6 separate regions of the Homo sapiens genome follow, and regions 1, 2, 3, 4 and 6 are each linked to region 5. The links are chromatin loops, found by intact Hi-C in ENCODE. Cell type or tissue: heart right ventricle. All regions are shown on one strand.

What was found. Hi-C counts contacts between places; a loop is a spot of excess contacts. Peaks named below come from ENCODE experiments on the same cell type or tissue, not always from the same donor. Only the 100,000 strongest peaks of a DNase experiment are listed, where the experiment ranks them.
Region 1: a loop joins it to region 5, with 2.2 times the contacts of the local background. A loop is called at or near these places in 35 of 110 quality-filtered maps.
Region 2: a loop joins it to region 5, with 13 times the contacts of the local background. A loop is called at or near these places in 95 of 110 quality-filtered maps.
Region 3: it touches region 5 in a loop (21-fold over the local background); 40 of 110 quality-filtered maps call a loop at or near these places.
Region 4: a loop joins it to region 5, with 3 times the contacts of the local background. A loop is called at or near these places in 35 of 110 quality-filtered maps.
Region 6: a loop joins it to region 5, with 8 times the contacts of the local background. A loop is called at or near these places in 28 of 110 quality-filtered maps.

What each region holds. Positions count from the first base shown.
Region 1 is chr3:151,902,926-151,906,925 of GRCh38, reverse strand. All of the region lies in intron 1 of AADACL2-AS1 (AADACL2 antisense RNA 1), which reads left to right. Among named protein-coding and RNA genes, the nearest start is that of AADACL2-AS1, 23 kb to the left of the region's middle. In heart right ventricle, no CTCF peak of the experiment used is centred here; no DNase peak of the experiment used is centred here; H3K27ac peaks cover 1,152 bases.
Region 2 is chr3:151,438,128-151,442,127 of GRCh38, reverse strand. IGSF10 (immunoglobulin superfamily member 10) reads left to right here. Exons shown (of 8, transcript NM_178822.5): 8 at 3,531-4,000. Among named protein-coding and RNA genes, the nearest start is that of IGSF10, 21 kb to the left of the region's middle. In heart right ventricle, CTCF peaks have their summits at 2,130 and 2,347 (motif pointing left); no DNase peak of the experiment used is centred here.
Region 3 is chr3:151,466,602-151,470,601 of GRCh38, reverse strand. It overlaps a transcript of IGSF10 not described here. Among named protein-coding and RNA genes, the nearest start is that of IGSF10, 7.5 kb to the right of the region's middle. In heart right ventricle, CTCF peaks have their summits at 1,905 and 2,105 (motif pointing left); no DNase peak of the experiment used is centred here.
Region 4 is chr3:151,920,961-151,924,960 of GRCh38, reverse strand. All of the region lies in intron 1 of AADACL2-AS1 (AADACL2 antisense RNA 1), which reads left to right. Among named protein-coding and RNA genes, the nearest start is that of AADACL2-AS1, 5.2 kb to the left of the region's middle. In heart right ventricle, no CTCF peak of the experiment used is centred here; no DNase peak of the experiment used is centred here.
Region 5 is chr3:151,836,719-151,840,718 of GRCh38, reverse strand. All of the region lies in intron 1 of AADACL2-AS1 (AADACL2 antisense RNA 1), which reads left to right. Among named protein-coding and RNA genes, the nearest start is that of AADAC, 25 kb to the right of the region's middle. In heart right ventricle, CTCF peaks have their summits at 1,325 and 1,532 (motif pointing right); a DNase peak (open chromatin) is centred at 1,526; H3K4me3 peaks cover 475 bases; H3K27ac peaks cover 1,011 bases.
Region 6 is chr3:151,289,129-151,293,128 of GRCh38, reverse strand. The region is part of intron 16 of MED12L (mediator complex subunit 12L); the gene reads right to left. Among named protein-coding and RNA genes, the nearest start is that of P2RY14, 13 kb to the right of the region's middle. In heart right ventricle, a CTCF peak has its summit at 2,266 (motif pointing left); no DNase peak of the experiment used is centred here.

The DNA.
Region 1 (4,000 bases), 66 kb before region 5:
TTATAAACAACAGAAATGTATTGCTCATAGTTGTGGAGTCTGGGAAGCTCAAAATTAAGATTCGGTGTCCAGTGAAGGCTCATTCTTTATAGATTATGCCAATGGCAGAAGAGGCTAGAGGCTTCCTCCACCTTCTTTTATAAGATTATCAATTTTATCCTAATCACTTCATAAAGGCCCTACTTCTTAATAGTACCACACTGAGTATTAGGTTGCAACATAAGAATTTTGAAAGAAAATCTACATTCAGGACATAGCATGTGATCCTTGTTCATTTAGGAGTTTATCTGGGAGCAGAATCTCTAATTACAGGGCATGGGCAGATTTGTTAAGGTTGAGTGAGGCAGAGTGGAAAAGAGTGGTTTTATGTCCACTGTACTTCCAAAGTCTAATTCTTCAAAATACAGACATCCAGGGTAGAAGAGAAAAAACAAGAAATTTAGATACCTAAAGGGATTAGATTTTTAATAAGACCTGGTTATTATAAATTATTTACCAGCCTTACTAACTCATCTAACAAGACAAGTAAAATTAGTGTAAAGATACTGATTAGATTTTCTAAAGTGATAAAAATTAAATGAAAGATGGAAGTTTCTTACAGTAATTAACATTTACCATCAGTTAAAAAAAATCCTGATACTAGATGAAAGGATTTTGTTTTATATTTTAAAGATCTATATTTGTAGTGAAAAATAGACCCTATACTCTTTTAATAGGTTTTTGGATTTTACCTAATATGCTCTATGTGAGTCTCTGTTACTTACAACCAATGACCCCAGACTAAAATATGAAGCATTGTAGCCTTAAGTAGATCTTCAGACAACCACATCTTTTTATTTTACTAATCAATATGTAACAGCAGTGAGGGAATACTTGGATTAATGAGACCAGTTTCCAGAGGGTTAAAGATGAACATCTTAAGATGCAAATGTAGGAAAAACACAAGGTTTATGTGTTAATCATCCCAACAGCAAATAAAATAAAAACTGTGCATTGACCCACGCTGGACTTAGGAACATTCTAAAGAAGTTAGTAATATGAGGGGCATGTCTCACTTTCAGTCATGTATTATTGCTATTATATGTCAATATCTATTTTTTTATAGCCCATATAATTCTTTGCATGTATTATCTTCTTTATGAAACTATGAAGCTCTAAGGATGTGGTTCCTAATTCCTCTCCATATCGTCTCATCAATCAGCATGAAGTCTTTATTTAGTATGTGTTTAATAGATTATTTGTTGAGTGAGTCAAAAGGCTAGGGGAATAGGATTAACTTGACACCTATGGAAGATTCTAGCATTCAGGGATATCATATTTAAAAACAAAGGGGAGATTCCTTAAAAGAATAGACTCCCTGAGATAGCATCTTATAGGTAGAGTAGTGGTCGTCAGCTAGAACCAGTTTAATCCCAGGGGAAATTTGGCAATATCTGGAGACATTTTTCGTTGTCACAGCTGGAGTAGGGGGTGCTCTTAGCATGTAGTGGGTAGAGGCCAGGGATGCTGCTAGATATACAACAATGCCCAGAATATCCTCCAGCCCACCAATAAAGAATTATGTGACCTACAGTGTCAATAGTACCAGGGTGACAAATACTGAGCTACAGTTGTTTGTGCTCAGACCTTTTCTTGCTGAGTGAAGCAGGAAGAAAACCTCTGGACTTCAGTTGTTAACACCAACAGCTGGGGCCGGAGGCTTCTATTTGTCCTGCTATAGAAATCTTCCTCTTATTTCTTTTAGTTATAGAACATACTGAGTTTTAGCTGGGGCCTTGGCTACCAGTTAGAGACTATATGTCTCATTTTCACTTGCAGTCAGGATTGATGGTGGGACTAAATTCTAGCAAATGGAAAGGAGTGGAATGGACATGTGCTTCATGTGGTTAAAAGAGGAGGCCTTTTGCACTCTCTCTTCTCTCCTTCCTGAAACTGATAATGTGGATGTGGAGGGTGTATTAGGCCATTCTTGCATTGCAATAATGAAATACCTGAGACTGGGAAATTTATAAAGAAAAGAGGTTTCAAAAGGCAGAAGGCAGGAAAATAAAAGCAAACAAACACCCACACTCCCCGTCACCACCACCAAAAAAAGAAAAAAAAAAAAAAGAGATTTAATTCGCTCACGATTCTGCAGGCTTTACAGGAAGCATGGTGCTGGCATCTGCACAACTTCTAGGGAAGCCTTAGGAAGCTGACAATGATGGTGGAAGGTGAAGGGGGAGCAGGCACATCACATGGTAAAAGCAGGACCAAGAGGGAGAGTAGGGTTGGGGGAGGTGCCACACACCTTTCAATGACCAGATCTCTGGAGAACTCACTCACTACAGCAAAGACAGCACCAAGCCTGGAGGGATCCACTCTCATGATCCAAACAACGTCCACTAGGCCCCATCTCCAGCATTAGGGTTTACAATTCAACATAAGATTTGGGCAGGGACAAGTATCCGAACTGTATCAAAGGATGTAAATAATATTTGTCCTTTTAGATGTGGATACAATTGCATAGGCTGGTGAAGCCATCGGATAGAAGCATGAACTAAAAAAAATCTATAAATCACAATATCTATAAATTTGGAAAGGAGACTATTTCTTATAAAGGGTTACAGCTTGCAAGGTGGCCATTCTGACAGGCTGGAAAGCATAGCCCCTGGCAGAGGCCATTGGCAGGCACTTGGAGGGAGGGAAGGATGAAATAGGAATTTATACAGAATGCCTTGATCAAGTCTATCCAACAGGTTATAGCTCTGAATATTCATGAAGGGGGTCTTAACACATGCAAACTGAACAAACATATATGTTACATTTGTCCCATATTCACTTTGGGGTAGAGACTTAACATTTAAATGCATGACAATTAGGCCCTATATGTCAAAATGTGAAGCGGGGACATGAAGGCATTCAGTGCAAAGCCTCGGTAAATAAGCCAGAACCTGTCCATGTGGGTGGTCTCTTATCAGGAGAAAGTTACTGAAATCAGTCTCTGGTCTAATCAAAGCTATAGTTCTGGCTTGTGGAACAGGGGAATCAGTGAGTCAGTGCCTGGAAGTGGATGAGCTGCAATTGTTTCAATACTGTTTATCTCAAGGCCAGTGCTTATTTAGCTGCTAGAGAAAAAGAAAATCCTCGTGGCAGTGAGTACATAGTTTATTCTTTAAGTGTAGGGGTGCATGATGTAACTTTTGCCTGCAGTGGCCTTAGGTCTTGTTTATAACTTGGTGTCTTTTTGTCAGAAAGAGCCCATTCTGCCTGTCTTATCATCTCTATTTTTACATTAATGCTGCTCACTTGTATGTCTAAACCACAAAAGGAAGGGGCTATAAATAGGCATATCCAACCGCCTGTCCAGTTATGGCCAGGAACTCAGTTTTTAAGGTTTCTCTGGAGTCCCCTTGGCTGAGAGTGAGCCCAATCAGTTGGTTAGGGGTTAGGGGGTGGGTGTAGGATTTTATTTTTAGTTCTCAGAAGGAAGCTGTGTCCCTGAATGACCTTGTTGTGTGTCAGAAACCATACCCCAAAGTATGGTGCTTTGACATGCTGAATTGAAGAAGCCTCAAGGTCTCTCTGACCTTCCCCCACCATTGTCTCCCCAAATCTTTTATCTGCCTAAGTAAGATCCAGACCCACCAAAAGGAACAATTTTCTCCCCTGTTCTCTGTAAGACCAAGAATGTAGCCACGCTTGAACAGACCCTTTCATAAGATAATGTGCAATGTCTGCTCCCTGATTCATTCATTCTCCCTAGAAATATTCTCAATCTCATTCCTCTTCTCCTGCCTTCCATAACTTGATTTGCCAGGACAGTATATAAGCTTCTGAAATAGATGGCGGCATGGATAGTCACTCTGTGGTTCTCCCTGTGTACACGTTAATAACATTTGTTTGCCTTTTCTCCAATTATTCTGCCTTTTTGTGAGTTGATTTTTCAGTGAACCTTCAGAGGGCAAAGGAGATTTCCCTTCTCCCTTACCCCCTCATGGAGCAGAGTTACCTACCTGTA
Region 2 (4,000 bases), 400 kb after region 5:
GAGACACATATATACAAATACACACTTTCTCTGGTCTGTTATAGGCATATGAATATATATATTTTTTGAGACGGAGTCTCGCACTGTCGCCCAGGCTGGAGTGCAGTGGCAGGATCTCTGCTCACTGCAAGCTCCGCCTCCCAGGTTCACGCCATTCTCCTACCTCAGCCTCCTGAGTAGCTGGGACCACAGGCACCCGCCACCACATCCGACTAATTTTTTGTATTTTTAGTAGAGACGGAGTTTCACCATGTTAGCCAGGATGGTCTTGATCTCCTGACCTCGTGATCTGCCCGCCTTAGCCTCCCAAAGTGCTGGGATTACAGGCATGAGCCACCGTGCCTGGCCTCAATATTCATTTTATAGCTGGCTTTCTATATAAATTATATCTTCAAAAATCAATAATTATAGCTTATGAGGTTTTTTTTTGCAAGTGGCATGACTTTACACAATGGTTTTCCATTACAGGACAAAAAATGAGGATGAGAATTTCCATCTTATATATCTGTTTATTCATTAATAGAAAACATCCATGCAAAAAAATTACACATAGTAAATGTGAATTTGTACTCATGCTTAGGAGTTGAAGATTTTCTTCTAATGACACGAGTTGATACTGAATACAGCTAATAAATTTAACTTGTGATCTTTAGTTCAAAAGTAAATGTTAATTCTCAAGTTTTTCAAATGTCATCAAAAATCACCTAAATTAAATTGAAATTTGTTTAGATTTAGAATTTTTAAATGCTGAGTTATGAAATGTGAGTTTTGTGCTTTGGAGAGGCTGAAGATGCCTCTGCATTAATCTTTATTAAGAATTCTGTCTTCCACTCTGGGAAACCTTCTATTTTCAAAAGTAAATTATCTCTCTCAAAAATATTAGTTTATAAAAAGAAACATCAATAGTTCTGTCTGTTATATGTCACAATCTCCAGTTGCATCAGATCTTGGGTGCAGGGGATATCACTCTAAGCCAGTTTTTCTCCAAGGGAAGACCCCCTACCAGTAGCATTAGCATTGTCTGGGAATTTGTTGAATCAGGAGCTCTGATTTTGTTTTAATAAGCAATCTGTTCTTAAAAGCCCTCCAGGTGATTTTGTTGCTAAAATTTGACACTTGTGTTCAAACTTAATTATTTATGTTAGCTGGGAAGTTTTTTAAAGAGTGGGTTTCTACATCCTTGGCGAGACCTATTGAAGCAGAATTTCAGGAAACCAAAGCCGGGGAATATGCATCTTAAACTCGACCCATGTAATTCTAATGCAGCTGATGAGGGATCTTCATTGAGAACCCAGTTAGAACAGTGGTTCTTTGCTGCACATGGAAACCTTTAATCCGGAAAATTCTAAGAATCCTGATGCCCAAGCCATGCTGCACACATATTAAGTCAAATTCTGGAGGTGAGACTCAGACATCATTATTATTTTAAACTCCACAAGTGTTTTAATGTTTAGCCAAGTTTAAGAACCAATACTTTTAGAAAGCATTAGGAAAGAATGCCAGTATAGCATGGTGGAAAGCGTAAGGCTTGAGAACCAGCCCTGTGACCTAAGGCAAGTTGCTAAATCTCTCTAAATACCAATTTTTCAGCTGTATAGTGAGGGAATTACTTCAAGATTAAACAACCAGTGCAAAGCACCTGGCAGTTTCCCTTCCTTTAGGTGTATTTGTATTGATTTTACTTTGGTTTATATGCCAGAGAACTTCCTTCCATACTTGGGGAAAAAAAAATTTTCTCTAATATTTTACTATAATACTTTCCATACTTACCTTTGCTGGAGAATAACAGTGACTTGATGACTGGGTGTGGTGGTTCACGCCTGTCATTCCAGCACTTTGGGAGACCAAGGCGGGAGGATCGCTGGAACCCAGAAGTTGGAGACCAGCCTTGGCAACACAGTGAGACCCTGTCTCTACAAAAAATAAAAAAATTAGGAGGGCATAGTGGTGTGTGTCTGTAGTCCCAGCTACTCAGAGGTTGAGGTTGGTGGATTGCTTGAACCTGGGAGGTTGAGACTGCAGTGAGCCGTGATCTCACCACTGCACTCTAGCCTGGGCTCCAGAGTGACACCCTGTCTCAAAAAAATATAAAGTAAATAGAAAATAGGAGAGAGAGAAATGACTTGAGGCTGTTTGACTTGGTTAGCACTTATGCTATGAAAACAGTTTTTACTTTCCTCTCGTTTTATCTACCTGCTTAGCCCATGTTGCCCAAAAATAAGAAAGACGTTTTCTCATATAGGTATCCCTGATAGCACTTTTAGCACCAGTTGAGTCTCCACTGGTCTAAAAAAGTAGATTTAGTTTTACCAGGAAAGATCTGCCATCTGGTGGTTAAATTTGGTAATGATAGGCTGTGCAGCCACTGTACATCTGGAGAAAAATGGTATTCCACACAGCTCAATCTAGTGCAAAAACTAGTCACTGTACAGCTGCCCATAGAGGGCAGATGCTGCAACAACCTTCTAAGGAACCTTGCGTTGGTATTCTAACAAAGTAAAATTTATTTTTTTCTAAAACAGTTTCATTTTTGTCACCCAGACTAGAGTGTAGTGGTGTGATCTCGGCTCACTGCAACCCCAGCCTCCTGGGTTCAAGCGATTCTCAAGCCTTAGCCTCCCGAGTAGCTGGGATCACAGGCATGTGCCATCATGCTCAGCTAATTTTTCGTATTTTTAGTAGAGATGGGGTTTTGCCATGTTGGCCAGGCTAGTCTCAAACTCCTGCCCTCAAGTGATCTGCCCACATTGGCCTCCCAAAATGCTGGGATTACAGGTGTGAGCCACTGTGCCCAGCCAAAGTAGAATTTTCTAACCAAATGATTCAGTAATTGTTTTGTTACTAATAACTGTTTAGAAAGTATCATCTGGCATCTTTTCTGAGCAACTGAGTTTACCTATATATATTACAAAATCACCATGTTTGTGGATCCAATTAGTTTACTTGGTATGTGAAATGGTCAAGGAAGTCATGGTGTCTAGAACTCCCATATTTCTAGCATGTGCCTCTTCATTAAGATTTTTTTTAAAAAATTACTATGTAACGGAGATTCATTTGAATTCCATCTGAGAAATACTTACTTGCACTAAATTATACCTGTTCAATTAGATAATTTCATCTTTCAGCAAATGGCTTAGAAGACAATAAGCTGGTAGTAATTTTATTTTTTTATTGCAACAATTTAAAGCTAATCACACATACAAAAACAGGTAACTATGAGGTGATGGACATGCTAGTTAATCGTGGTCATTTCTCTCTCTCTATATATATATATACCTCAAAATGTATGTGTATATATATATATCTCAAAATGTATATATATATATATCTCAAATATGTGTATATATATACACACACACCTCAAAATGTATATATATCTCTCTCAAAATGTCATGTTCTACACCTCAAAGATACACAATTTTCATTGGTCATGCTTCAATAAAGCTGGGGCAGAGGGAGGCAATCCTGAGTAAAACAGTTTCCCTCATTGCTAACAGCTGCACACTCAAATGAATCTCTTTTCTCCTTAGAGTGGGCAGCTGGATCCACGTCTACCCTAATGGATCCCTGTTTATTGGATCAGTAACAGAAAAAGACAGTGGTGTCTACTTGTGTGTGGCAAGAAACAAAATGGGGGATGATCTGATACTGATGCATGTTAGCCTAAGACTGAAACCTGCCAAAATTGACCACAAGCAGTATTTTAGAAAGCAAGTGCTCCATGGGAAAGATTTCCAAGTAGATTGCAAAGCTTCCGGCTCCCCAGTGCCAGAGATATCTTGGAGTTTGCCTGATGGAACCATGATCAACAATGCAATGCAAGCCGATGACAGTGGCCACAGGACTAGGAGATATACCCTTTTCAACAATGGAACTTTATACTTCAACAAAGTTGGGGTAGCGGAGGAAGGAGATTATACTTGCTATGCCCAGAACACCCTAGGGAAAGATGAAATGAAGGTCCACTTAACAGTTATAACAGCTGCTCCCCGGATAAGGC
Region 3 (4,000 bases), 370 kb after region 5:
TGTAATTTGGAAGTCCTAAAGATGAGGGCTGTTGTAAGGTCAACTTTATTTGGCCAACAGCCTGCTCATGACTGTCTTCCCAAGGTAAAGGCTCTGGTATAGCATTATTAGTGAGCTCATACAATGGTGAAGCTATTAAGGAAAAAATTGGAACTCAGAATCTGCAACATCCTGCAAGTCCAAGAAAACTTCTTAATTGTCTTTTGGTTGCAGGTCAAGGAAAACTTTGAATAGCTGTTATCCTCTTAGTTGAGAGGGAAATTCCTTCAGCAGCCAAGTCACATCCCAAATGGTGGACTTTTTGCCTTGAAAACTTAAGTTTTTCCACTGAAGCCTTGTGACCTTTGTATGAAAGTTGCTGTAAAAGGTAAACTGAGTCCATTACAGAGCACTCCTTAGTGGGACAGCATATATTCATCTATGTACTGAATGAGAGTAGAATTTTGAGGCAACTGTAGTGTCATTAAGTCTTGATGCAATGCCTGGGAAAAATAGAAAGGGCTTTGGTAAATCCTTGTGGCATTACAGGCCAAGTGTACTGCTGATTTTACCAAGTAAAGGCAAACTAGTATTGACTCTCTTTATAAACTGGAATGCTAAAGAAGGCTGAGCAGAGATCTATTATTGTGAACACTTGGAATCAGTGGGTACATTAGATAATAAAATATTAGAATTTGGGACTACGGGAAATCTTGGTATTACAATTTTATTATTGCCTGTAAATCTTGAACAAATCTTCAACCTCATCCTTTTGGCTTTTTAACTGCTAGGATTGGAGTGTTACAAGGGCTCCTGCATGGGAGTATGAGTCCTTGTTTAATTAAATCTTCTACAATTGGTTAGAGCTCTTGAATTGCTTCAGATTTTAGTGGATATTGGGGTAATTTAGGCAAAGGTTTAGGATGATCTATTTGGACTTTCATAGGTTGCACACTTTTAATTCTTCCTATATCAGTTGGGGAAGAGGCCCATAAACATTCAAGTATTTTTGAGAGATCAGGGGTATTACAGGCCTGAGTTTCTATCTTATCAATTTATTTCTGTAGACAGCATAACAATTCTGCTTCAGGAGAATCAGGAAACTCTGAAGAAGGTTTACATGCCCTTTTAACTTGAAAGTAAATCTCACCCTAACAAGTTTACTGGAGCAGCATCACATAGTACAAAAGTATATTTTTCTGAAAAGGGCCCCAATGTTAATTGGATGGGTTCAGATACAGGAATGTCTTGAACTTGATTTGAAACCCCCACCACAGAATGTAAATTATTTCAGCCATTGTGGAAGACTGTGGCAATTCCTCAAAAACCTAGAAACAGAAATACCATTTGACCCAGTAAACCCATTACTGGGTATATACCCAAAGGAATGTAAATCATTCTATTATAAAGATACATGCATGCATATGTTCATTGCAGCACTATTCACGATAGCAAAGACATGGAATCAACCCAAATGCCCAACAATGATAGAATGAATAAAGAAACTGTGGTAAGTATACACCATGAAATACTATGCAGCTATAAAAAAGAAATGAAATCATATCCTTTGCAGGGACATGGGTGGAGCTGGAAGCCATTATCCTCAGCAAACTAATGCAGGAAGAGAAAACCAAACACCATATGTTCTCATTTATAAGTGGGAGCTGAACAATGAGAACACATGGACACAGGGAGGGGAACAACATACACTGGGGCCTAGGCAGCAGGGCAGGGGGAGGGAGAGCATCAGGATAAATAGCTAATGGGTGCAGGACTTAATACCTAGGTGATGGGTTGATAGGTGCAGCAAACCACCATGACACACATTTACCTATGTAACCTGCACGTCCTGTACATGTATCCTGGAACGTAAAATAAATTTTAAAAATACAAACAACCCTCACAAAAATGACCCTTTTTACTTCTAGGGATTTACTGGCTTATTAAAGTGGGGTTTATGGTAGATAGAATAGCTCCAGTATTCATCGGGACTGTACACGACTCCCCATTTATTTTAACCTGTTTCTCCATGTTCATTTAAAGGTATTACGGGAGCAATTTAGTAGAGAATCCCTGGGAGCCCCGTCAATGCCATTATCAGGAGGGCTAAGGTCTCTTGGGCTCCCTCTAGTGGAGAAACAGTTCAGCCTAAAGGGAGGCTTATTGGCAGACCTCTTACATAAAAGCGGTCAATCCCTTTTCCAATGCCCTGGTTGTTTGCAATAAAGGCAGATATCTTGGGGTAAAGAATTTCTTGTTCTAGGATCTCTCGGTTGTGATTTAAAATGAGAATGAGAAAGGTCCCTTTGGTCGCAGCCCCTGTAGCCATTGTAACTGAAGGGTCAGCTTGTTAGCTTTTTGAGCTTTTTCTTGCTCTAGAGTCCTCTCAAAATGTTCAGCTAAAGCCACCAATTCAGTCATATCTGTAACTTCCCATCCAAGCTTATGTTTTTTAATTAAACTTCTAAGTTCAGGACGGAGTCCATTTATAATAGAGCAGTTAATGCTATTTCAGTCCCTGCAGGAAATACTCCTTGCCGTACTTTAAGCCCAGAATGTTTCACAAACAATGTCTCTAAGCGAGTTCTGTAATCTCAAACTGGTTCATCCTTTTGTTTTTGTTTACAAGATTGTATGACAGACTAATCAACTTTTTGCAGAAAAATATTAGAAATTGAATGTAAAATGTTTTCAGCCATTTTTCTTTCTTTTTTTCTTTTTTCTTTTTTCTTTTTTTTTTTGAGATGGAGTCTCGCTGTCGCCCAGGCTGGAATGCAGTGGCACGATCTCGGCTCACTGCAGGCTCTGACCCCGGGGTTCACGCCATTCTCCTGCCTCAGCCTCCCGAGTAGCTGGGACTACAGGTGCCCGCCACCTCGCCCGGCTAATTTTTTGTATTTTTAGTAGAGACGGGGTTTCACTGCGTTAGCCAGGACGGTCTCGATCTCCTGACCTCGTGATCCACCCACCTCGGCCTCCCAAAGTGCTGGGATTACAGGCGTGAGCCACCGCGCCCGGCTCAGCCATTTTTCTAGCTACTTTTGGTCCTTCTCATGAGGAGCTTTTGGAGGGGTCTTTAATACCCTCCTCAGGTTTGTCCCATTCTGCTACTGCCATCCATTCTTGAGCTTCATCAGGCCCTAATATCATGTGAATAAATTGGTAAAGGTCAGGAAGCCCTGGCTTGTAAGCTCCTATTAGGATTCTAAATTCCTCAGTAAATTTTTGAGATTTTCCCTTGAATAAGGGAAGTCCTTCACAAAACTTTAAGCTCAGTTTTAGACCATGGAGTGAAAGTAGTTATAGCAGACAGGCCTGGCTGATCAGGTCTTACTTTGTAAGGCATCTAACTTCCTCTTTTTCATCATCTTCAGGGTGAAAGGGTAATTTAGCAAAAAGGTTAGTGGACTCAGTATATAGGCAGAAATGGATAAAGAGAAGAAACAGTCGAAGTTAGTTCAGTCAGAGCACAGCCCTCTTTTGTCATGTCCTTGGTCTGGTGCCTAAGCTTTCCATTTGCTTTTTGCAAAGAATCTTTCAAGGAGTTAATTTTTGATTCATTTAGTCTTTTGGAGACCTCTGCATACCAATGAAAGACTATGTCCCACTGTTTCTGTGGGACATAGTCTTTTTCCAATATGCCTCACAAATACACAATTTTTTCCAAATTATAACTTCCTCATTTCGACCATCTTAAGTTCTCTTTAGTGGGGTTAACCCATTTTTCTAAAAATGCACACGTTGAGCCAGGCATAATGGCTCACTACTGTAATCCTAGCCCTTTAGGAGGCCGAGGCGGGTGGATCACCTGAGGTCAGGAGTTCAAGACTAGCCTGACCAACATGGTGAAACCCTGTCTCTACTAAAAATACAAAAATTAGCTGGGCATGGTGGCAGGTGCCTGTAGTCCCAGCTACTCGGGAGGCGAAGGCAGGAGAATCATTTGAACCCAGGAGGTGGAGGCTGCAATGAGCTGAGATTGTGCCATTGCACTCCAGCCTGGGAGACAGAGTGAGACTCT
Region 4 (4,000 bases), 84 kb before region 5:
GCAAACCAGTTTTAGTAATTTCTCAATAAAGGGATTACCCTGTAATTCTCTGTGAACCTCCTATTTTGCAAGCCCAAAGGGAAAACAGTTTTTTCTAGACACATCTATTATGCTTGTCCCTCAGCTAGCAATAAGGGATGCTGCCCTTGCCTTCAAGTCCCTGCTGAGCACCACAACCATGCTCAATATCCTCATCCGTAAAATATGGTCAAAAGAGTGTCTGCCTCACACATTGTAATTGGGATTAAATGAATCAGGTCTAGAGTGTTTAGGAGATTGTCTGGTACATAGTAAGCATCTAAGACGTGTTAGCAATAATATTGACAGTAATGATAAGAGATGACATGATGGTGATTATGATGGTATTAACACATCATTGGCTGTGACTGATTGGACAAGTAACGCTTTTATCCAAAGGCTACCAATCCAGAAGCTGCATGTTGTCTTACAGTTCCTCTGGCTGGTTGCAAAAGATGAGCTAGGCCAGAGTCCTCTCAAAAAACCAACCAACTGTGGCCAAAAAAGTCATAGGCTGGGATGGACATTGTGTGGCATTGTGAAGGTTAAAATTGGGAGGCAAAAAAGTATTTAAAAGAAGAGTGAGTAAAAAAGAAGAGACATTGTAAAAAAAAAAAAAATCACTAAGAAACAGAGACACTTAGTAAGAGAGCCCAGAGTACCCAGCCAGCCCCTGCCTATCTTTTAATTCTGCTAGTCTCACTACCAGTTTCTTAAAGGTCTCCTAGATTCCAACCATAACACTCAACTTTTAGTTTTAAATTCATCTGGGCTTGAGTATTCTTTGTCTCTTGAGCCTAAAGAATCCTGACTAGATTAAAAAATACTTTTTATAGCACAATTAATCATACTACAAAAATGAGTCAGATATCATCTGGCTGCAAGACTTCCTTTCAACTATCGTTTACAAATTTTAAAGCATAGCAATTATTGCAAACACTGATGAACAGATTTAGCTCTGTATGAACATTGGAATTTCCATGGATAGGCATCCTATGCAACTTTATTCTCTAGGCCATTATAAAGAGATTCTTAAATGTCAGTGATAAGAGCCAGTAACTGAAGTAGCAGAGGAAAGTGTCAGGGAGTGCAAACTCAAATGTCTATCGAGAAAATTCATGCATATACTGGGTGTAATACAATAGAGTGTGGTAGGAATTTTGCCAAAATAAAGAGGTCTGCCATCCTGCACTCCTCCCCAAGACAGACATTTCTCTTAAGATCAGTCTTCTCTTGATGGGTGGAAATAAGTTCCCAGTTAAAAAAGCCAAAAATGTAGATTTTTAAAATTGAAAATCTTCTGATTTTTAAATGTTAAAAACTGATTTAATTTTTTCTAATAAAATATCTGACCTCCCAAAAAATGTATCTACAGAACAAACTTTATTTGAGGCTGCCAGTTTCTGCCCTCTGATATAATAGCATGGGAAATAGTCTATGGTAAAGAACCAGATGGTATACAACTTATCATATTTCCTAAATCCACATTCTACTCTGGTTATACTGTAAAAAGACAAGAGAGAGGAGACTTTAAGACTTTTTGTTAGAGGGAAATAAAAAATGCATATCAACATTCGCCCAAAAGATTCAAAAAAGTCTTAACATTATGATCACAAAATTGTGGATCCTGGTGATTAATAATGCATACATATATTGGGATAAAGTCACGTGGAGTCCTCCAGGACACCTGTATGTCATTTTGCAGTTGTCCTCCCCATCATTTACATTTCATCAACAATATCTAGGAAATCATAATATGTAGGTAATTTTCAAAACTTAAAAAAAAATTTCTAAAAGATTAGGATTAAACCCTTGGCTTTGGAGTTGTATTTAAGCATACTCTTTGATGATGGAAAGAAAGTAGTTTAAGTGATGTACATGTATATTTTAGTAGCCCTGGAATAATGTGTTCTAGGTGTTATTTAAAAAAAAAATTCATGGCTAACCAAATTAATTGAAATAGGATTGACTAGATTTGGTTTGGTTTTGATGAAGCACAAAATGTTCTTTAAAGAGAAACTTCACCGGATACAGGGCACAGCTTTCAAATCATAATCCAGTGACAGTCTTCTTTGTATCTACTGTAATTGTCCTCATTTATTTTCAAAGGACTACTTAGACACCTCTGTGAAATGTCAATCTATTATATTCCATCTTTTGCTCTAAGTTATTCAAATCTAAAGCAAAGTGTTTTTAATGGAGAGATTACCTTCCTTCCACATCCTCTCACTCAAAACTTGTCCATCTAATAAATGCCAGAGACAAAAAGGTGAGAGATTCAGTTACTGCTATTTAAGAACTCTGGATTTAGTATGAAAAAGTGCTTACTACTTCTAGTGTTAGCCCCACCATCTAAAAAACTTAGAAGTCGACCGGACGTGGTGGCTCATGCCTGTAATCCTAGCACTTCGGGAGGCCAAGGTGGGCAGATCCCCTGAGGTCAGGAGTTCAAGACCAGCCTGGCCAACATGGTGAAACCCCATCTCTAATAAAAATACAAAAATTAGTCAGGTGTGGTGGCACACACCTGTAGTCCCAGCTATCAGGAGGCTGAGGCAGGAGAATTGCTTGAACCTGAGAGGTGGCGGTTGCAGTGAGCCGAGATCATGCCACTGTCCTCCAGCCTGGGTGACAGAGCGAGACTCCGTCTCAAAAAAAAGCTTAGAAGTCATCACTCCTATCCTTAAATAACAAAAAGCTGAAGAAACTAAGAATCAACAACTGTTCTTAGATCTATCAAAGAACTAAGGTTTCAGAGCAACCTGCCACTGAAATCTGGACAGGCAGTGATAGGCAAAATAATGGCTGAAGAGAAATCCAAGTCGTAATCCTTGGATTCTATGAATATGCTATATGACAAAGAAAAGAGGAATTAAAGTAGTAGATGGAATTATGGTTGCTAATCAACTGATATTTAAACAGGGAGATTATCCTGCAATATTAGTTGGACCCAATATAATTATAATGGTCTTCAAATTTGGAAGGGGTAGCAGAAGAGAACTATTGTGATACCAGTTTGAAAAGTGCTTGGCCTTATATTAATGCATGGAAAACGCAAGAAAATGAATTCTCCCTTAGAGCATCCAGAAGGAACATAGCCCTGCTGACTAATTGATTTTAGCTTGATGTAAACGATTTCAGACTTCTGACTTCTAGAATTTTAAGATAATATATTTGTGTTGTTTTAAGACACCAAGTTTGTAGTAATTTGCTATAGTGGTCAGTAGAAAAAGAATACATACGTGAATCCAGACAGTCACAGTGGAGCAACTTATCTGGAGCAGAAGCCATTAGCACCATAAGCTGGCAGAAAAACTAAAATATTAATTTTAACAAATTCCTAGAGGTTGAGTATGGATTATTTGAGAGCAAAAAACTCCTAGAGGTCCCAATCTTAGAGAGGCTTCAACAATTTTATGGGTTTTTACCTCTGGGAACCCCTCCAGGTTCTCATGGTAAATATTCATGAAAGTTTCCCTTGTGGCACTAGCAGGGGAAAGAAAAACTAGTCAATGTAAAATATACCCACAGCCTCCTCCATAATGGACTACGCTGCAGATAAAAGGACTTTACCTGAGCCTTATCCAAGCTGGAAAAAAGCATTCCTCCCACTTTAGTTCCCTCTAGTGTTTCTGCCCCAACTAAGAGGGTACAAAAACTATACAACCGGAGAAATGCTTATGAAAGTCACAGCCCACAGACACAGGCTGACTAAAAGTGTGCGTTTTCATCCTAAGTATATAGAAGGCATCCCCTCACTGACACTTTACCACCACACCAGCAGGACTGCAATATAGTAACACTGGATTACATCGGAAAGAGCTGCAAGATGCAGACTCTCTGTGAGGAGGAGTACTTAGGGAATCCTAAAGTCAAGAAAGAAGACAAAAGCAAGGAGACTAGAAGAACATGAAGCCTCTGGCACCCACAGCTACAGCTGAGATTAAACACAGCCTAGATTCCAGCCAGATTAATGTAAATC
Region 5 (4,000 bases):
CATCAATGGATTTTGGTATTTGTGAGAGGTCCTGGAATCAATTCCCTAGAGATACTGAGGGAAAACTGTACTTTAAAATTCTACTGGACCACTTGTGGACACATAAGCAGATCTGTAGACCTCAGTTCAAAAAAATATTGACCAGCTGATATAGTACCATTTCATAGGCGAGAAAACTAAATCCAAAGAGGCGTGGGAACCTTGTCCAGGATCACCAAAGAGTTACAGAGAGATGTGTTGGTAAGAAAATTGTGAGTGTGTGTGTATGTGTGTGTGTGTGCACACATGCGCGTGGGCCTGTATGAGCATGTAACTTAGTTTGTACCACCTGGTTTTACTTTGCTTTCTATCTTGAAACAATGTATTGAACTTTACTTAAAGGTTATGGTCATACTGAATCCTGGAACACTACTTGAGAAAATGGTATTATAATTAATCGAAATATTAGTGTTTATTCTTTGTCTTATTTTTTGTAAGAATCTACTCATCCAATTAAACATGGAAAGCCAAAAGTGTATTGTACTGCCAAAAATGAAAAAACAACATATGCCTGAATTCATGGAAGGACTGTGTGTAATGTAGAAGATAAAATGAAACATATGGAATATGTAATAAAAAACAAAATCAAGCATATTGATTATAGTTACCTAGTGATTGCCTATTTAAATACTAAAAATTTAAGAATTTAATTTAAAAGACATCAACAATATTTATCTATTAGTTATAAAATATGCCAGGAGATGGTTATCACAGGATACCTTTTAATCTACAAATGTTGAAATTTTAAGTTTAGGCAAATCAAGGAATGACAATGACATCGGCAATGAAGTTCAGATCTTCAAACTTGCAGTATCTCCATCGGAGCAATTTTCAATTACAAGAAGATAATGTAGTTAATGTGCCTCTTCGTCTCTCCAATAATAGTAATGCAGTTTATTTTTACAAAGAAGTCATAAATGCTTTCCATTCTATACATGGAACATTAAATAAATGCAAAAAAAACCCACCTCAGCTAGATTGTTTCAGATAGCATTTTTTGACAATTGCTTTATAGTTCCAATTTCTATGAGGCTTATATAGTAATTTATTTTCTTTTTCTTTTCTTTTGAGAGATGGAGCCTCCCTCTCTCAGCCCAGGCTGGAGCACAGTGGCATAATGATGGCAGTTCACTGAAACTTGAAACTCCTTGGCTCAAAGGATCCTGCCATCTCAGCCTGCTGAGAGGCTGGGACTATGGCACCATCCCTGGCTAATTGTTTTAGAGACAGACTCTCGCTATGTTGCCCAGGATGGGTAATTTCATTCTTAAAAAGAATTTTAGGAATTAAAGGAAATATCTTCTTTCAATTTATTTAGAGGTGTAAGTTTTGAGATATTTATTTATAATTTTAAATGCTTTTGTTTGATAAACTAAAGCAAGTTTAGACATTTTTCTAAACCACATTAAAGGAATTATTAAAACATGATTTTATTGGATATCTAACTTTATCACGTTAGCTTATGCTGGGTAACAGCTTTCTGGAGCCCACAAGGGGGCAGACTAAGAACGTATGAAAGAAAACAATCCTTACGCTGTAGTCACTAACTGGCGGAGTTCCGTTCCAACTGAATGCATTTGGCTTTATTTCCTTTTTACTGAATTTTATCTTATTTTCTTCTGACCGAAAGCAATTTCAGTTTCTTTGCACTGTATTGGAAAATTGAGCACTTAAAAATCTAAACTCATTTGACGATACGCATCTTCTCTCTTATTGTCTTCTAAGTGAAAACTGTACGGAAATCATACATGATTAAGCTGAAGAAGTAAATTGTAATAATTTCTAATCCATTATTTTACATTAATTTTTAAATAATAGTTTGTTTGTTTGTTTGTTTATTTTGAGACAGAGTCTCGCTCTGTTGCCCAGGCTGAGGTGCAGTGGCGCAATCTCGGCGCAATCTCTGCTCAGTGCCACCTCCACCTCCTGGGTTCAAGTGATTCTCCTGCCTCAGCCTCCCGAGTAGTCTGGACTACAGGCGCGTTCCATCATGCCTGGCTAATTTTTTGTATTTTTAGTAGAGATAGGATTTCACCATGTTAGCCAGGATGGTCTCCATCTCCTGACCTCGTGATCCGCCCACCTCGGCTTCCCAAAGTGCTGAGATTACAGGCATAATTTGCTTATTTTCAAAAGAAAACGACAAAATAACTGTCATTTTTAATATCAATTGTATAAATCAGTATTTTATTAATAAACGGTTCTGGCATTCTTGCATTTCCTTTAGTTTTATTGTGTCCTTGTAATTCGATTGCAACCTTTAAACATCTCTCTGTATTTACCAGAAGATTATTTGATTAGTTAATAAAATATTTTCTAACAGGAGCTGTTTTTGGCAGGGAGGTATTATTTTTATCTTTGCTCATATATTTCACACTGGTAATCATGTGTAACAATTTTGAGACTAAACTATTGAAAGTCATTCTTTAGCAAATAAAGTAAAATCTCTTTTTAATTGATTCTTAATCATTAAAATAATTTTCAAAATATTTTCAAGGAATATGTCCAACTTCGATTCACTGTAAATAAATGAGATTTAGCTAATATACTAATGCATGTTACTTCTAATTTAATTAGATTAAAAATAGAATTCATCTAACAGTCTATATACTTAAATATATTCAAGCAAAGTGTTTTACTTAAATTAGTATAAAGTATGAAGTTTCTTATTTCCTAAGCCAATCTTCAATTCCAAATTACTGATTGAGTTCTAGCTCATGTATATAACTTCTCGTATACTCCAGGGAGCCACAGTTTAATCTTATTGACAATTTCTTTGTTTGAGATTTTATGTATATGTGTATACCTATATATACACACACATACATATGTACATATATGCATATGTGTACACGCTATATGTTCATATTTGGTATTTAATTTATAGAATAAATATTTTAAAGGTTATAAAGTTGTGATTAGATCTCTAAATAGATACTATGTATCTTTACTTAAGGATAAAGCGTATGCAGGAGAAAAATTTTCCAAGATTTGAAATGGTCATAGCTGAAAGGCCAATTTACATGTAATCCTGTTAAATTGGTCCTCACCCTCAGAAAGTTAAGAAGCGTTTGAAAAAAGATGCATTCTCTAAACTTCGAGTATTTTACAGGCATAGAATTTTAAAGCTGACACATAGTGAACATTGCACTATTAGGATGAGCCACTTTTTAGGGAAGGGAGTTTAATCACCAGAGAGCATAATTCTGGGAACTCTTGAAGATCAGAAGACTGTAACTTTTAGCTTTAGTAATTTAGAGTTAAAAAGAACATGAAGTTTCTTTTTGGATGGCATGAACTAATACTGGTATGCCTGGTTCATCCAGAAGCAGTTAGAACATGTCTTTCCAGGTCTCGGAAGTAGAAGGGACTGCAGGTTTGCTGAGTCATAACACCATATGGCATAATAGCAGGGCTCCTTGAAGAGCGAGTCACCTCGTGAAGACTTTGTGGGAGGTCGAAACCTTTGGAGAATCTGAAGGCTCAGCTTGAAAGGGAAGAGTGACATTGTGTCATCAAGAGATAAATGAAGAGTATGTTTGATAAAGAGTTCAGCTGACTGGTGTTTTACTTTACTTGTAAGAAAGAGGGCTCACTCAGATACAACCTCCAAATGAAGTCAATGGATGTTCACTAAGAAAAAACAGCTCTAGAATGAAACACTCAGCCTTCTTTTGCAGGCTTGTAGTCTTTTTCAGCACTTTAAAAGTACTGACAACGGTGCCTCTTGTTTTAAAGAAATTGGCAAATGAGAGAGAAGCCTCCTCTCAGCCTCCTCTTGATTTTTTATAAGAGACTTCAGTTTTAAAGAATCTTGGACTTTCCAAAATGGGCTATTTTTAATTTTATAACAATGCTCAAGCCTAGGGAGAGGAGGAGCTAAGAATTTTTGAAATGCCATTGGAAATAATTCCAGCCCTAATTAATCTCTTTTTGGCATCAAGAGAAAGAAATTGTGAAT
Region 6 (4,000 bases), 550 kb after region 5:
TAGTGTCTTACTCTATCTAAGTCAGTCAGGTTTAGCAGAGAGGTTAATGGCAAAGGGGTTAAAAGGATTATCTGAGGACTTCTATCAAAATATCTGTCCATCAAGATTCCAATTCTATAAATGCAATGGACACTGAAGTGCATGAATTTATATATACCTCAGTTGGTCATTTGCATAGCTATCACCGCCCCCAATTGTGTGTCACTGGCTAGATTAAGATAGTCATATTTTAGATCAGCTAATTAAGAAAAGGCAATTTGAAAGGCCAATTCTTTTCTCCACTTTCCCCAGAAAGTCACAGGTAAATTACAGCTTCCGTATATATATAGAGGAGGAGCAGACCAGCCTGACCAACATGGAGAAACCCCGTCTCTACTAAAAATACAAAATCAGCCGGGCGTGGTGGCGCATGCCTGTAATCCCATCTACTCGGAAGGCTGAGGCAGGAGAATTGCTTGAACCCGGGAGGTGGAGGTTGCAGTGAGCCGAGATCGTGCCATTGCATTCCAGCTTGGGCAACAAGAGCAAAATTCCATCTCAAAAAAAAGAAGAGGAGCAAGCTGCGCGCAGTGGCTCACACCTGTAATCCCAGCACTTAGGGAAGCCAAGGTCAGGAGCTCGAGACCAGCCTGACCAACATGGTGAAACCCCCCGTCTCTACTAAAAATACAAAAATTAGCTGGGCATGGTGGCACACACCTGTAATCCCAGCTACTTAGAAGGCTGAGGCAGGAGAATCTTTTGAACTCCAGATGGGGAGGTTGCAGTGAGCCAAGATCATGCCACTGCACTCCAGCCTGGACAAAAGAGCAAAACTCCATCCAAAAAAAAAAAAAAAAAGGAGCAATATTATTGCTGGGAAAATACCTTCAGTACATGTCCTATCCTCTTCATCCTCTGTTTCTACCACACCACAGCTCCCAGGCAATAATCTCAAAAATGATATTATCTACTTTCGTGTTTATATAAGCTATTAAATGTATGACCTCTTTAACAGCATCAACTGGCTCCATTCAGCACTCTGGAGTTTAGCAAGTACTTCTCTATCCCATATCTCATTTAATCCTTTCATTCAGGCCTCAATTCTAAGAGGTCTTTAAAACATCTAAATCCCACTTTAATGTTTCTAAAATTAGACTGCTATATAGTTACTAGGCATGTTTAATGTGATAGTAGCTTTATTTCTCCTACATGACATTATTAAATCAATGGAATATCTTCAAACGTAGGCTAAAAACACAGAGAACATCATCCCTATTTTTTTAAAAGTCATATGACAAAAACCATCAATATCAAACTGCTTATATTTCATACCAATTCCCACGCTGTGGCATGAAAAATATTTATCCAGGCCAATGAAAAATGAATCATTTACATGAGCTAAATAACATCAATGGGAATAATACATGATGCTAGTGTCAGAAGTTACATAATACTCTATTAATATTGAATAAAATAATTACATTTGATTGCTTTTTCAAAACTGGCTTTTGGGAATAATCTAAAATTTGAAATCCAAAATTTCTTACTTAGGGCTTTTGGATTACATTCAGTATTTCAGAATCTTCTCAGAAAGCAATAAATAGTGTATTTATTCTTCCTTTTATGCAGAAAAGAAACATATTCAGAGAATTTCCAAAAGGAAATTTTCCATTCTTCATAAAACTGACATTCAGAGAAACTGATCTTGTAGAAAATCTTTCAATGTGTGTGTTACTGACTGTTATATTCATTAAACCACTTCATAAATATTTTACCCTCAATTTGAAATTGTATAATAGTATTTTGTTTCTCAACCATCGTTTCAAGAGAATGTGGTGCCTAAGGGAATGCAGAAATTTAAATACGTCAAAATTTTGTGTGTGTGCACACATGCAAACGAGAATAAATACAGCTTAAACATAAAAACATGTAATGACCACCATAAGGAAATGTGACATACTAGAAAAAAACAAATAAAAACAAAAAAAAAAAAAAACAGAAAACAAGGACAAAATAAAGCGTAGGAACCATTTAAATCTTATAAAGACTGTACCCAGACTAAGCACCACAAGAAGCCAATTATCAATAAATACTAAGCACACGCCATATAAAAAGATACTGTGCTCAGCATGATACATAAAAGAATCTCTGGATACCCCTAAATGACTTCTAAAATTAAATACTTAAGAACAAACATTTTCGATTTTCAACATAATACAAGTATCATAGTAGATGCAGAATTCAGCACACTCCCCAGTCTTCCATCACCATCTAGTGGTAAAATTCACAAAACAGGTGAAGAAAATTCAATTTTTGTCCTATTTACAGCATTCGAATTCACAGTAACACAGCCTAGCACTTTGCTAAAGTTTTCCTTTAAACATCCTTATTAATGCTAATGTATACAAATGTGTATCCTGCAGCTGCCTAGTTCAGTGTAATATGGAAATGCTTGATGAGAATAATTAATGCTGTCAAGAAGTTTTGTTACAGATGTAAAAAAAAAAAAAAACAAGGCTGTAATAACATGAATTTCATGGGAAAATGCTACAAATAGACTGTTCTTTCTAAATTAACTTATAGAAAAATTTTAAAAATGTATAATTTATAGTTTCAAAAGTATACAAAATCATCATTAGAACTGAATAGGGAGGAGTAAGACTACCAGTGTTAAATAAAATTTTCCATCAATTTATCAAGAAACTCCTAAGATTCACTTTGAATGCAACTTTCATTTTGAATACTCTTGAAGTTTTCTTATAAGCCACAATGAAAGGAAATCATCTAAAATTATAAAAATGATTTAAAAAAAAGTCATCCTTAGAGACACACATCTCTTTTTCTCCTTAGTTGGAAACTCAAGATACAGAATTAAATTGGAAATTCCTTTTATTTCAGTTTAGGCAAACATTTTTAATAAAAGTAAACTGGCCAACTTCTCTTTGAATTATGTTAGAGTACGGTCGGAAGTGGTGGCTCATGCCTGTAATCCTAGCACTTTGGGAGGCCAAGGTGATCACAAGGTCAGGAGTTCAAGACCATCCTGGCCAACATGGTGAAACCCTGTCTCTACTAAAAGAATACAAAAATTAGCCAGGCATGGTGGTGTGCACCTGTAATCCCAGTTACTCAGGAGGTTGAAGCAGAAGAATTGCTCAAACCCGGGTGAACCTGGGAGGCGGAGGTTGCAGTGATCCGAGATCGCACCACTGCACCCCAGCCCACGTGACAGAGCAAGACTCTGTCTTTAAAAAAAAAAAAAAAATTGTGTTCGAGAATATTCAGTGGTTGTAGTCTGGGCAGACTCCCCAGCAACTCCTAGAATTGAACCATACATCTGATTTAATCAGCCTATGACAAGAATCTGCAAATAGATACTAGGTTCCCCAGGGTCTCCAAGTCTAGGTATAGGTTTAAATGTTACATGCAAGACTTTTCAACATTCTGGACACATTTACATAAATATATATGCAGACAAACACATAGCATGTATAATTGAGGCTAACAAGTTTAGCATAAAGAATGTAAATCAGCCCCTTAACCCATGATAGTTTTTAAACAGTCTTAAAAAGCTATATACAATGCTTAAGATGGTTACTGCTAGCCTGAAGCAAAATATCTTTCGTAACACAGAAAGCCATCTGTCAATTACCCAACGATGAATTACCTCTACGTATTTTGCAAAAAACCTGAACCATATCATACGTCCTTGAATAGTTCTTGACTTCTTCTCAGTATATAACTTATAATACAGAGTGAGTATCTTTTTCTATGCCTTATAGAATTGTCATGTACCTTTGTAAGTATGAGTCAACTTCCAACATTTTATCCTTTGTGCTTTCTACGTCATGAAATATTTCAAAAATTCCTTAATTGTGAAGTTTCTTGTCAGCATCACTTACTCTGGGATAGCTCATCCGTTCCCTGTAGATGTTAATAACTTTGCCTTCATTAAGTTCATCTAACAGCATATTATAGAGGTTTAACCTTCCCCTGGTTAGCTATTTCTTTTGTATTT